3 separate regions of the Mus musculus genome follow, and all the other regions are linked to region 2. Evidence: chromatin contacts called from ENCODE Hi-C data. All regions are on one chromosome and are shown on one strand. The core of a region is the stretch at or near the end of the contact, and the rest is flanking DNA. Distances in the headings are between cores, read along the strand shown.

Evidence for each region. A loop is a pair of places that touch in the nucleus more often than their neighbours do.
Region 1: a loop to region 2 is called in a map of T-helper 17 cell, with 4 times the contacts of the local background. The contact joins the promoter of Sec23ip here to the promoter of Ate1 in region 2. A Hi-C loop is called at or near these places in 2 of 37 maps with a recorded cell type or tissue (T-helper 17 cell and regulatory T cell).
Region 3: a map of regulatory T cell shows a loop between it and region 2 (4-fold over the local background). The contact joins the promoter of Hmx3 here to the promoter of Ate1 in region 2. A Hi-C loop is called at or near these places in 2 of 37 maps with a recorded cell type or tissue (regulatory T cell and v-Abl transformed pro-B cells).

The regions. Positions count from the first base shown.
Region 1 is chr7:128,743,476-128,746,997 of GRCm38, reverse strand. Sec23ip (Sec23 interacting protein) reads right to left here and starts at 2,128. Exons shown (of 19, transcript NM_001029982.2): 1 at 1,820-2,128. The coding sequence starts at 1,976.
Region 2 is chr7:130,517,855-130,521,342 of GRCm38, reverse strand. It overlaps Ate1 (arginyltransferase 1), which reads left to right and starts at 1,763. Exons shown (of 12, transcript NM_013799.3): 1 at 1,763-1,987. The coding sequence starts at 1,882. It overlaps Gm4275, which reads right to left and starts at 1,752. Exons shown (of 4, transcript XR_869987.2): 1 at 1,498-1,752.
Region 3 is chr7:131,540,769-131,544,243 of GRCm38, reverse strand. Hmx3 (H6 homeobox 3) reads right to left here and starts at 1,281. Exons shown (of 2, transcript NM_008257.3): 1 at 882-1,281; 2 at 1-279. The coding sequence starts at 1,281.

The sequences.
Region 1 (3,522 bases), core at 879-3,378, 1.8 Mb after region 2:
GGTGGCTTATGCCTGTAGTCTCAGCACCTGGGGACTAAGACAAGAGGTCTGCCACAAGTTCTGGGTTACCCTGGGCTACAAAATGACACCATGTCTCAAAAAGTAATTAATAAATGAATAAACCTTAAAGACTGATATACTTATCTTAAAGCTGAAAACAGAAATGTTGAGCTGGAGAGATGGCTCAATGGTTAAGACCACTGGCTGCTCTTCCAGAGGACCTGGATTCAATTCCCAGCACCCACATGGCGGCTCACAACTGTCTGTAACTTCCAGTTCCAGGGGGTCCCACACCCCCACATAGACACACAGGCAGAAAAACAGTAATGAACAGAAAATTAACAAGAAAATGAAGAAGAGAATAGAAATGTCAAGCACCGACAATAACACACAAATTAAATATCATACATCAAGGAAAACGAGCGTGCATCAAACACCACTCTGGAGGCCGAGAACAATCTGAAAAACCCAAGGCACGACCTTACTGATTCCTGGACCCTTCCACAGTACTCTGGTCCAGCCACAATTCTTCACCAAAGAAAGCATCACTGAACCTTTCAGTCACACCGCTTCCATGAGGCAGGGGCACTCGTGGATCCATCCCCCCAGTCGCTCAGCAAACTCCCACTAGAAATTCTGTAGTCTGCATTCCAGGCATCGGGCCAGCCCCTGCTTTGACAAAGCTTACACCCTGGCCTGGTAGGGTAAGCGGGCATATGTACCTGTCAGACAGTTACGAGCACCGAGAAGAAACATGACAGAAAGGAGACACTGCAGATACACATGCTTTCAGTTGTCTTTCTTCCCTTCTGCGGGAAACTCCCCTTAGTCCTCCAAGGAGGAATTATTTGGTGGGGAAAGCTCAGCACCTAACAAGCACCTGTGTGCTAGGCACTAAAAAACAGGACCCTGAAAATGAAAAGAGGTAAGAAGTTCACAGTCCACATGGAGGGGCAGAGTACTTAGCTCACAAGTATTTACACAACAATACGTGTGGGACACTAGATATAGAACTCTACAAAAATGAGACAGGGTATAGTGACGAATGCCTTTAATCCCAGCACTCAGAGGCAGAGAGGCAGAGGCAGGTGGATCCTTTAAGTTTGAGGCCAGCCTGATCTACACAGTGAGTTCTAGGACAGTCAGTACTACACAGAGAGACCTTGCTCTCAAACCCAGGGATAGGAGCTGAAAACATGAAATCTAAGCAGACAGGTAAAATGTCATGACTGAGGCCACACAGCAAGTTAATGGCAGTGCCGGGTCTGAACACAGTCTGTGCTCCAAACCACCAGAGAGAGACAGACGAGAAAGAGAGACAGAGACAAACGAGAGAGAGAGAGAGAGAGAGAGAGAGAGAGAGAGAGAGAGAGAGAGAGAGAAATCAGCCTTCCCAGATATACACAGAGCTTAATCAAAAGTGTAACGGGGGGGCTTTTACTAGGAGAGAGTGTATAGTCCTCTACAAGAGAGGCATTGTCTCCTCTGGAGAAACTTACTGTCTCCTAGGTGATGTCCTACCCTATCACCGGTGTTTCCCAGTAAGAGAGCAGCTTTCGGATTCTAGCAAAGGGTAACTGTCTAATTTAGCTGCGTTTTCTGCCAGCACCAGCACACCAGTGGGTGTTCAACAAACAGTTGCGCAATGACAGGAGTTCCAAGCCTCATCACCGGAGCCCCTCCTCCAGGATCCTCCAGTCCCTGGCCCTCTGAAAGCTGGTCACTGCTGACCCTGGCAAGCGACTCAGAGCAGGCGACACTCCTGTCCCACCCGCCTCCCGGGACAGACACTGGCCCCCAAGCGCCCTCGGCTCACTACCTCCGGGTAAGAGCAGGGAAGCCGGGGAGGCGGCGGCCTGCGTGACGGGGATGAAGGGCACGTTGAAGCTGAACTCCGTGGCCGAGGAGGAGAAGAGTAAGTTAGTGCCTGACGAGGAGGCGGACGCTCCGCCGCCGTTAGCCTTCCTATCCGCCATGGCTGCAGACCCCCGGCCGTTACGTGGCTCTGCGAGCCCGGTGCTGCACACAGACCGGAAACCGGTTAGCGAGGATGCCACCGCACTTCCGCACTTGCGCACAGGTGCCACAGGCCAGCGACTCCGGGATCGGTTTTCTTCCGGAATTTGACGCCGCCCAAAATCAATAAGGTGGAATCGGCTTCAGACCCAAGCCTATCACGTGACAGCCTCGGTCTCGCGAGACTGGGTCAGCCTCTGGAATCACAGCATAGAATAGAGAGGTGTGGCCGATGAATCCTAGCGTTAATTGACGCTCGAAGTCGCAGATTCTGAGATGTCCTGGACGCCCTGAGTTTCTCATGGAGTATCTGTTTTTGGTTGGTTGGTTTATTTGCTTGCTTGCGAGGCAGGATCTCTCTATGCTGCCCAGACTGACTTTTTATCCTCCTGCCTCAGCTCTTCCATTTCTGAGATTAATACCACCACACACTGCAATTCTTATATCTTTATGACAGGCGGTCATAAGAATTGGAAGTAAGAATTATTATCGGCTGGGTTCCTTTTTTTTTTTCAGTTACGTTTTCATGATGTTGCCTGGAATTCTCAAGAGGTCTGTCTGCCTCTTCTTCCCAAGAGCTTAAAAGGAGTGTGCCACCACTCCAGGCTACTATCTCCTTGAATGTGTGCATCAACAAAAAGTGCCTTTGGTAAGGCAGTTCCAAGTGGTAGACGATTTATGTTTCAAAGGGGCAGAGAAAAGATGTATAATTGCAACATTCTAGAGTTACTGCTGTAATTTAGGGTTTGGGGACCTATCTGCCTACTACCAGGTTTTGGCTGGAATAAAAACATTAAATTCTGGCAGTGTTGAGTTTACCTCGACAAGCATTTCAACGGGGCCAAGAAGTACAGAGCTTAGTAATGGGGAAACTTCTGGTGAGTCATAGATAACATGGCCTCAAACTGCTAAAAGCCATGCTAGACTAGAAGTTGGTCAAGAAAATTCTCTTTATCATAAAGAAGCAAGGCTGAGAACCATATACCAGAGAGTGATATATGAAACAGACCTGAAATCCTTCCTTTTTGGGTTTACAATCTGGCAAAACAATCAACTAAACACAAAATAATATAAATGGCAGGCTTTCCTTAAGTGTGTTTCCTGGAACACTGACATCATCTGGGGACAGAGATCTAAACATTCTAGGAAGAGCGAGCATGTATCTCTCTCCATCAGATCATTAGCGAAAAACTTAAGGAAGAAAAAGCTTCCCTGAGGAAGAAAAACTAAAGTTGAAACTTGAGAACTAGGGCTTCAAACCTCTTTATGAGTGCAGGGATCCCAGAGGACCAGCCCTGCTGTGGTGTTGCACACCTTTAATTCCAGCACTTGGAAGGCAGAGGCAGGCGGATTTCTGAGATCAAGGCCAGCATGGTCTACAAAGTGAGTTCCAGGACAGCCAGGGTTATTCAGAGAAACCCTGTCTCGAATAAAAAGAGAGAGAGAGAGAGAAGAGAGAGAGAGAGAGAGAAAGGCCTAAATTCCAAAACCATCACTTTGCATAAT
Region 2 (3,488 bases), core at 514-3,013:
AGTGAGGACTCCCCCACGTTCTGACTCAGGAGAGGCGACACCCCAAATCACTCACAAGAAACGGCCTTGATGCAAACCGCAAGAGGACTTTTTATTCCAGGCGTGCTCTGGGGCCCAGTACACCACGCAGGGGTAGAGGACCACGGACCACGAGTGCAGAATTGGGACAGCTTTTATGGGGTTACAACAAAGCCTGCGTTTCGCAAACCAATCATTTCATAGCATCAAGACCCCACGCAGTTCTTTCAGTGTGTAATCTTTCCTTCCATTGTGCAAGCACTTTACAGTTGCTAGATAAGCAGTTAGTCAGCTCCTCTCCTCCTGTTATCTTACTAGGCCAGGATCACGTATTCAAGGGTCTGTCTTAATGCTCTTTCACCTAGTTCCATACAGGAAGCGGGCCCTGGAACAGCACGGAAGTGTGACCTTTTACCTGTATACTGGCAGGGAGCAGGGTCTGGAATTTGTGGTATTTAGGGCTTCTTAGGAGGCTGGAGTTGAGGCTGTATTTTTCCATCCTTTCAATCTTACATGAGTGGCTCAGAATTGTCTGCCCGTCAAGGTTTCAGGGTCTACAATGCCTTCTGGATGCCTCCAGCATTGGATGAAGGTTGTACACATATCTACTTGCAGGCTAAACACCCACAAACATAATTAAAAAAAAAAGTTTCCTGATTGCACTTTCTAGACACTGCAAAAAGGAATTCACCATATTGTCGACTATGGAAATTATGCCAGACAGACTTAAACATCTGTGTACGCAGAGGAGAAAGCTAAGGAATATTATCTTGGTAGGAGCATGCCTTTATTTTTACACTTTGCCTCACAACCTCATTCCCTAAAACACGTTCTTTGCAAATTGGAGACCCATGGAGTGAATTCAGATTATGTAAATGTTCAGCCTGAAGAGTTAAAAATTCTTTTTGAGTGATATTTAAAACTCCCTTTAAAAGAGGAAAGTGTCGCTTCGTCATTGGACATTCCGCTCTAGCAGAGTTGTTTGGATTCTAGATCCCTCTCTATCAAGCCAGCTCCGGCTCCTCGTTCCTCACAGGTGGTCAGGCGCAGAACTCGAGGTTAACCTTCAACTACAGAGCGCAAATGACCGGGTGAATCCCAACCTGGAGCCTCAGTTTCCCTATCTGTAAAGCGGGCTGAGAGATCGCGTCAGTGACAAGGACTGCTGTTGACTGGACAAGTAACCTGCTGGCCACTAAACACTGGGTTCCGAGACGCACCCCTGCAACCCAGGCTGGCGGCCAGTGGCCTGACCGGGGATCGGCGGAGAGCCGCGAACCCGGCAACCCCCGCGCTCTCGGCCCTTCCCCGAGGTTCCCCGCGCTGAGAGGCGTGGCCGCTCCTCAAGCCCACAGCGGCGGCCATGGCCTCGGTGGTGGAATACAAGGGCCTGAAGGCCGGCTACTACTGCGGCTACTGCGAGTCCAGGGAGGGCAAGACGTCGTGTGGTGAGTGTCCCGCCGTCCAGGTCGCCTTTACCGGCTTCAGCCAGGCTCTCGCTACGTCCTGGCAGGCCTGCCGCGCGGGTTGAGGCCGTTGGTCACCCGACTCCAGCTTCCCGGTCCCATTGGTCTCTCCTCAGCCGGCTTCCTTTCCATCCCGGTCTTCCCGCCCTCGCCCTCCCTAGGGGGTAGCCGCCCCTCACAGAGGAGGAACGGAACTAGCGGACGGCTGCCCGCAGTCAACATGGCGCGGGCGGCGTCAGTGACGTAGGGCGTCCGGTCCTTCCAGCCCGGGAGCACTCGAGTGGCTTCGCGCGATCTTCGGAGGCGCGCGCGTTGCATTGTGGGGTGGTGGAGGCGAAGGCGGCGGTAGCGGCGGCTGCGTAGGACTGGGTGGCGCAGCGGCGGCGGGGTCGCGGACATGGCTTCTTGGAGCGCGCCTTCACCTAGCCTTGTAGAGTATTTTGAGGGCCAGACCTCCTTCCAGTGTGGCTACTGCAAGAACAAGTTGGGCAGTCGCTCCTATGGTGAGCGAGCTCGGCCGGCGGGCGTGTGCTTCGGGCTCTGTGAGGGTCTTGGGTGGCCGCAGCCTGGGGGAGCGTCGTGAAGAGCCGGGTGTCCTCCACCCTTGCTCCCTCAGCGGCTGCTCTGGGAGACGGGAAGGGAGATGGGGAGGCTCCTGGGAGCTGACGGCCGCCCTGCATCCATCCCCGCGGCAGCCGAGGCCCCCTGCTGCATGTGTAGAGGGGCGTGTGCGTGCACACCTGTTCGCTGTCATTTTGGAGAAAGTGTCTGGGAGAACGTACTGGAAACCGAGATCGGCTTGATATTTTGATAAAATACCTGCTCGACTTTTTTTTTAAATCAGGGATTTATACCATGTCATTGTGCCAATCCATCTTGAAGACCGTAATAACGGTGTTCCTTCAGGCTTTAGGTTTCTTTTCTTTTTATTTTATTTTATTTTTCTGGCTTTTCGAGACAAACGTTTTCTGTGTAGCTCTGGCTGTCCTGGAATCCACTCTGTAGACCAGGCTGGCCTGGAATTCAGAGATCCGCCTGCCCCTGCCTCCCGAGGGTCTGGGATCAAAGGTGTGCATCACCACCGGGCTAGGATTCAGGTTTCTTACGGAAGATTTGTTTGTAAGCCGAATATGTACTTATTGTCTGCCGTGTCATGATCGGCAAATACAGAATCTAGGATGGATGGTTTAGAATAATCCTGCAGGTGGAAGCAAGGTAACTTGACTATAAATTTAGGTTAGAGATTTACCCGTTTTGAAAGACAGTTTAGTGGTTTGGCTGTGCACGGGATTTTGGTTTATGGATGCATTAAAAGTGTTTATTAGGAGAAAGTGTATTATTAGGTGAACCGCGGCCTTGGGTAGACAGTTATACAATCGTTAGATGCACGGATTACGAAGACCAGTTAAGTGAAAAAAACGCTTGGAGCATAGGGTTAAATAAACAGGATGCAGATGACAGCCGAGTACACGTGACAGCTGAGAGGAATACGGTCCAATAAAGCCCAAATAAGGCCAAGAAAGCACATCAAATGACAGTGGCTCACTTTGAGTGATAGAGATACTATTCTTTTTCAGAATTTTTATATTCTGACTATAATATTTGCCAGTATTATGTGACTGAAACATATTTTAATAGGGAGGACCTTACTACCCCTACCCCTAGTAATTTCGTATTAGAGAAAATTGGACAATATAAATATTTTGTGCTTCAAGATTTGTTGAAGAACAGTTTTATCATCTAGAAAGATAACTATAAATTCCCAGCATTTCAGTTTTCGTCTTTCCTGTAAGGCACTCTTCTGTTGGGTGACTGTTGTAGGAACTCTTGTTATATCTGAGTGGCCTCAGAACTACAGAGGATTCCTTTGAGGCTCAGAATAACTTGTTGGTGTCAGCGAGTGACTAGTCACTAGTTTTGCTTTGGATTGCTGTGATAACCACCATGATCAAGTGCAGTTTGGGGAGGAAAGGGCTTATTTCGTCTTAGAGCTTTCGCTCCATT
Region 3 (3,475 bases), core at 32-2,531, 1.0 Mb before region 2:
TGCGGCACGCCGGCTTCTTCTCGGGACTCTCGGCGCCCGCCTTCCAGTCCTCTGAGCCCGGTGTCGCCGTAGTCGCCCCTACGGTCGTCCCGGCCGCGCCAGGCACCGCCTCGCCTTCTTTTTTGCCTTCCTCCGAGTCGCTCTCTTCCAGAATGATCTCGTCCGGGCTCTTGGAGTCCAGCTCCTTGTGGTCGGGGTCAGCCTTGAGCAGAGGCTCCGGGGAGTCTCGATCGGTGCCGGACGCAGGGGAGGAGTCTCGCAGGAGGGCCTTTTCCGAGGCTGGGGAGACAGACAAACGGACGCACACACAAGCACAGCGACACAGCCTTGAGCGAGGCAGGGATCTGGGAGCACCAAGCGCAACCCACACGTTGGCCTCGGGCTACTGGCCCTGGGCCTCGGTTCTCCCGTGTCCCCGCTGGGCTGCAGTGGGGCAGAAAGATCTAAGATCTCTTCGCCTTTCTAGGACTGGCCAGGCAATGGTGGGATCAGGGCCGCTCCTTTTATCTCGCGTTTCCCACGCCAGGGGCCAGCGGGAAAATTCTCCACTGCTAAGGTTCAACCCTGCCTTCCAGGCCTCCCCCCCACCCCCCAAGGCCATCCCAAGCCACCCATTCCTGCTGGAGGACAATTTTTTTCCGGGAATCGCAGAGCCCGGGCCTCCAACTGCACTTCTTTTCTCAGCAAGTGGGATTGGTTTCCTTGGCCTCGTAGCCGAGCGGCGCAGGAAAGATGCTGGCTAGAGGCCGAAGGAAGTTAACCAAAACTCTGGTTGGCAGGTGTCGGGGCATCCCTAACTGCAGTGACACCATCTCTGAGAGGGAATGTGACCGGCCCACAGGGAAAGAGGGGAGAACGAAAGTTCAAAGAGAGGTCGGTACCTTCTGGTCGCGGGAGGTGACCGCCGGCGGGGGTCAGGGTGTAGGGGTACCACCAGGCCGGGGAGCGCTCCAGGTAGTGCGCGGGCAGGGCAAACCTCTGCGCTGGGATCTCAAAGCGGGGGAAAGCCAGGTCGCCCACCTGCGAGAGCGCGAAGCCCGCGGCGCCCTCCAGGGCACCTTTGGCTGCGGCGGCCGCAGCGGCGGCGGCGGCGGCAGCAGCCGAGGCCGGAGCAAAGAGCGTTCGTGGGGGCGGCTGAGGCTTCGGGGGCGGCCGGTGATGGTCTCCGTTGAGCAGGTTCCTGATGGAGAACGGGGATTCCTTGGGCGCGGGAGGTTGGGGCGGTGGCTGCGGGGGCGGCGCGCTGGCAGTGCCCGAGGCGTCCGGCCCGGGCTCCGGCATGGTCCCCAGTCCTCCGGGTCCCACGGAGGGCGGGAGCGGGACAGGCGGGCGGCGGGCGGCGGGGCGAGCAGGCTAGGGGCCGGAAATCAGACCATAAACGGAACTCAACTACGGGGCTCAAAGTCGGGGGCCGCCCCGGGCGCGAATCGAGCCGCGGGAGGGCGGGGTGGGGACCGGGCCGGGGCGGGCTCGCATGGGGGGAGGGGTCCAGAGGGGCGGGGAGCGGACCTGCCTCTGCGCCGAGGGAGCGAGGGGGCCGGTAGGAGCTGCGGCTCCCCGGGAGGAGGCTGCGAGAGCGGTCCCCGGCTTGGGGATGCGTCAATCCGGCGCCGGATGCTAATGATGAAATCAAAATGTCATCCAAGTTAAATGCGGGGAGTATACGGCGATTGGGCGCGTACAATGGCAAATGGGATTAGGCCGGCCAAGGCGCAGCCGAGCCCAGGCCCCGCAGCCGCCTCCTCTACCGCCCCCTCCTCGCCTTCCCTCGGATTTTGGCGCTTTGGCTTCGGGCTATGAGAGCCCGCCTGTTATTGGCTTTATATAGTCCAATTAGGCAGCAAATGAGGACAAACCTATTAGCACAAAAGGATATTGGCTCTCGCTAAAGAGGCACTCTGAGAGCTCCCACCAAGCGGGAGGCGCGCGAGGGACCTCAAGAAGGAGACGCCCCCGGCGGGCCGGAGCGCACGGACCTGCTCCAGTCTGGAGCAAGCACCTCCCTCTACCCCCTGCAGCTCGGCTGCGGGCTGGCTGCTGTCCGGTCTGCCTGAGGGGGAGGGGCAGAGCAGGCTGGCCTGGGTCACCTCCGGGTTATCCGCGCTAGCAGCGGCCGCTCTCCCACCCCTCCCGGCCTGGCAGAGGCCAGCTGCCCCACGCGGCTGGAAAGCCTTGGCCGTGCGGGTCCAGGAAGTAGGGCGCCTCCCCGGCCCCGAAAGAACTCAGTACTTTCTTTCCCCAAACCTGCTAATCAGGGTGCGGCCAAAAAGAGCTTCCCCGCTCTTCGTCTAGTCGAGAGTCTGCCGACTTAGGAATCCGCGTAGCCTTGGCCTTTGGTCCTGAAAATGGATGAGTGATTCTGAATCTTTCAGGAGTAGGAGTTGGGTATGCGACTCTGTGCACGCGCTTCCCCTGTGCAACTGTCGGGGTAGCGGTGTTTCCTCACTGACAACTGTACTCCGAAGGACACCGCTCTTTTCTTGGTGACTGTGTCCGCGGCTCAAAGATCAACTTTAAGCCTGCGATCTGAACACAGCACTTTCCCCCCAAAGGGTGGCATTTGGAACTGCCTAATGCTTTAATATAGGCGCCAAGAACCGAAGGCGCAGAAGAGTACCTTTCTCGTTTGTGACCCTGGCAACGACACCTGCAGCATGTCCCAAGGGCCTCCAAGTCCCTGGAGAATCTCGGCGGGCCTCTGAGGAATAGCTGGACTCATTCGACCTTAACAGCTCCCTGGGTCAAGCAGGAAGCCGGAGAGACAATCAGTTCAATTCTAGATTTCCATGGGGTCCTTTCCCCTGGTGATAGTTCCTTGGCCCGAGAAAGATGACAATTTGTTCTCAGCCTGGATGAAAATCCCTTCACACCTGAACTTCCTCCGCCTCAGCCCGTTCTTTATCTTTCGGTTGAGTCTTGCCTAATTCAAGCTCCTCTTGCTTACCTAGCGCAGCCTGGACAGTTTTGGGTCCCCAAATGAGAAGTAGGTTTATTTTATTTTTCAGACCTAAGGCACCAGAACCGCCTCTACCAAGTCTTGAAGGTCGTATTTAAAGTTTTGACATCCACCCTCGGTAACGAACCCTACTATTGCCTTGTAAGTAGCGCTTCTATAAATGGTTACTATTATTCCTTTGATTTCGTATAAGGCTTTACTGGAATGCACAGGGGCGCATCATCTAAAATCCGAGTTGGAGCCAATCACAGCTCCGAGGCTCAAGCAGGGTTGGTAATACGCTCAGATTTTATAGAGAAAAGGTGTCCAGAGAGGAGGCTGTACCTAAGACGCCCAAACAGTGTGGGACAAGCAGCGGCCACCCCCACCCACCCACCCAAAGCAGAAATCGTTCTTCTTGAATAGACGACATCGGTTCGGAGCTCACTGCTTGCGCACAGCAAACCTGGCGGCCCACTAGGCTGAGGAGGCTCCCAAGGGTATGTGCGGGTCTGGTGAGGGAGAAGCTGCAGACGTGTG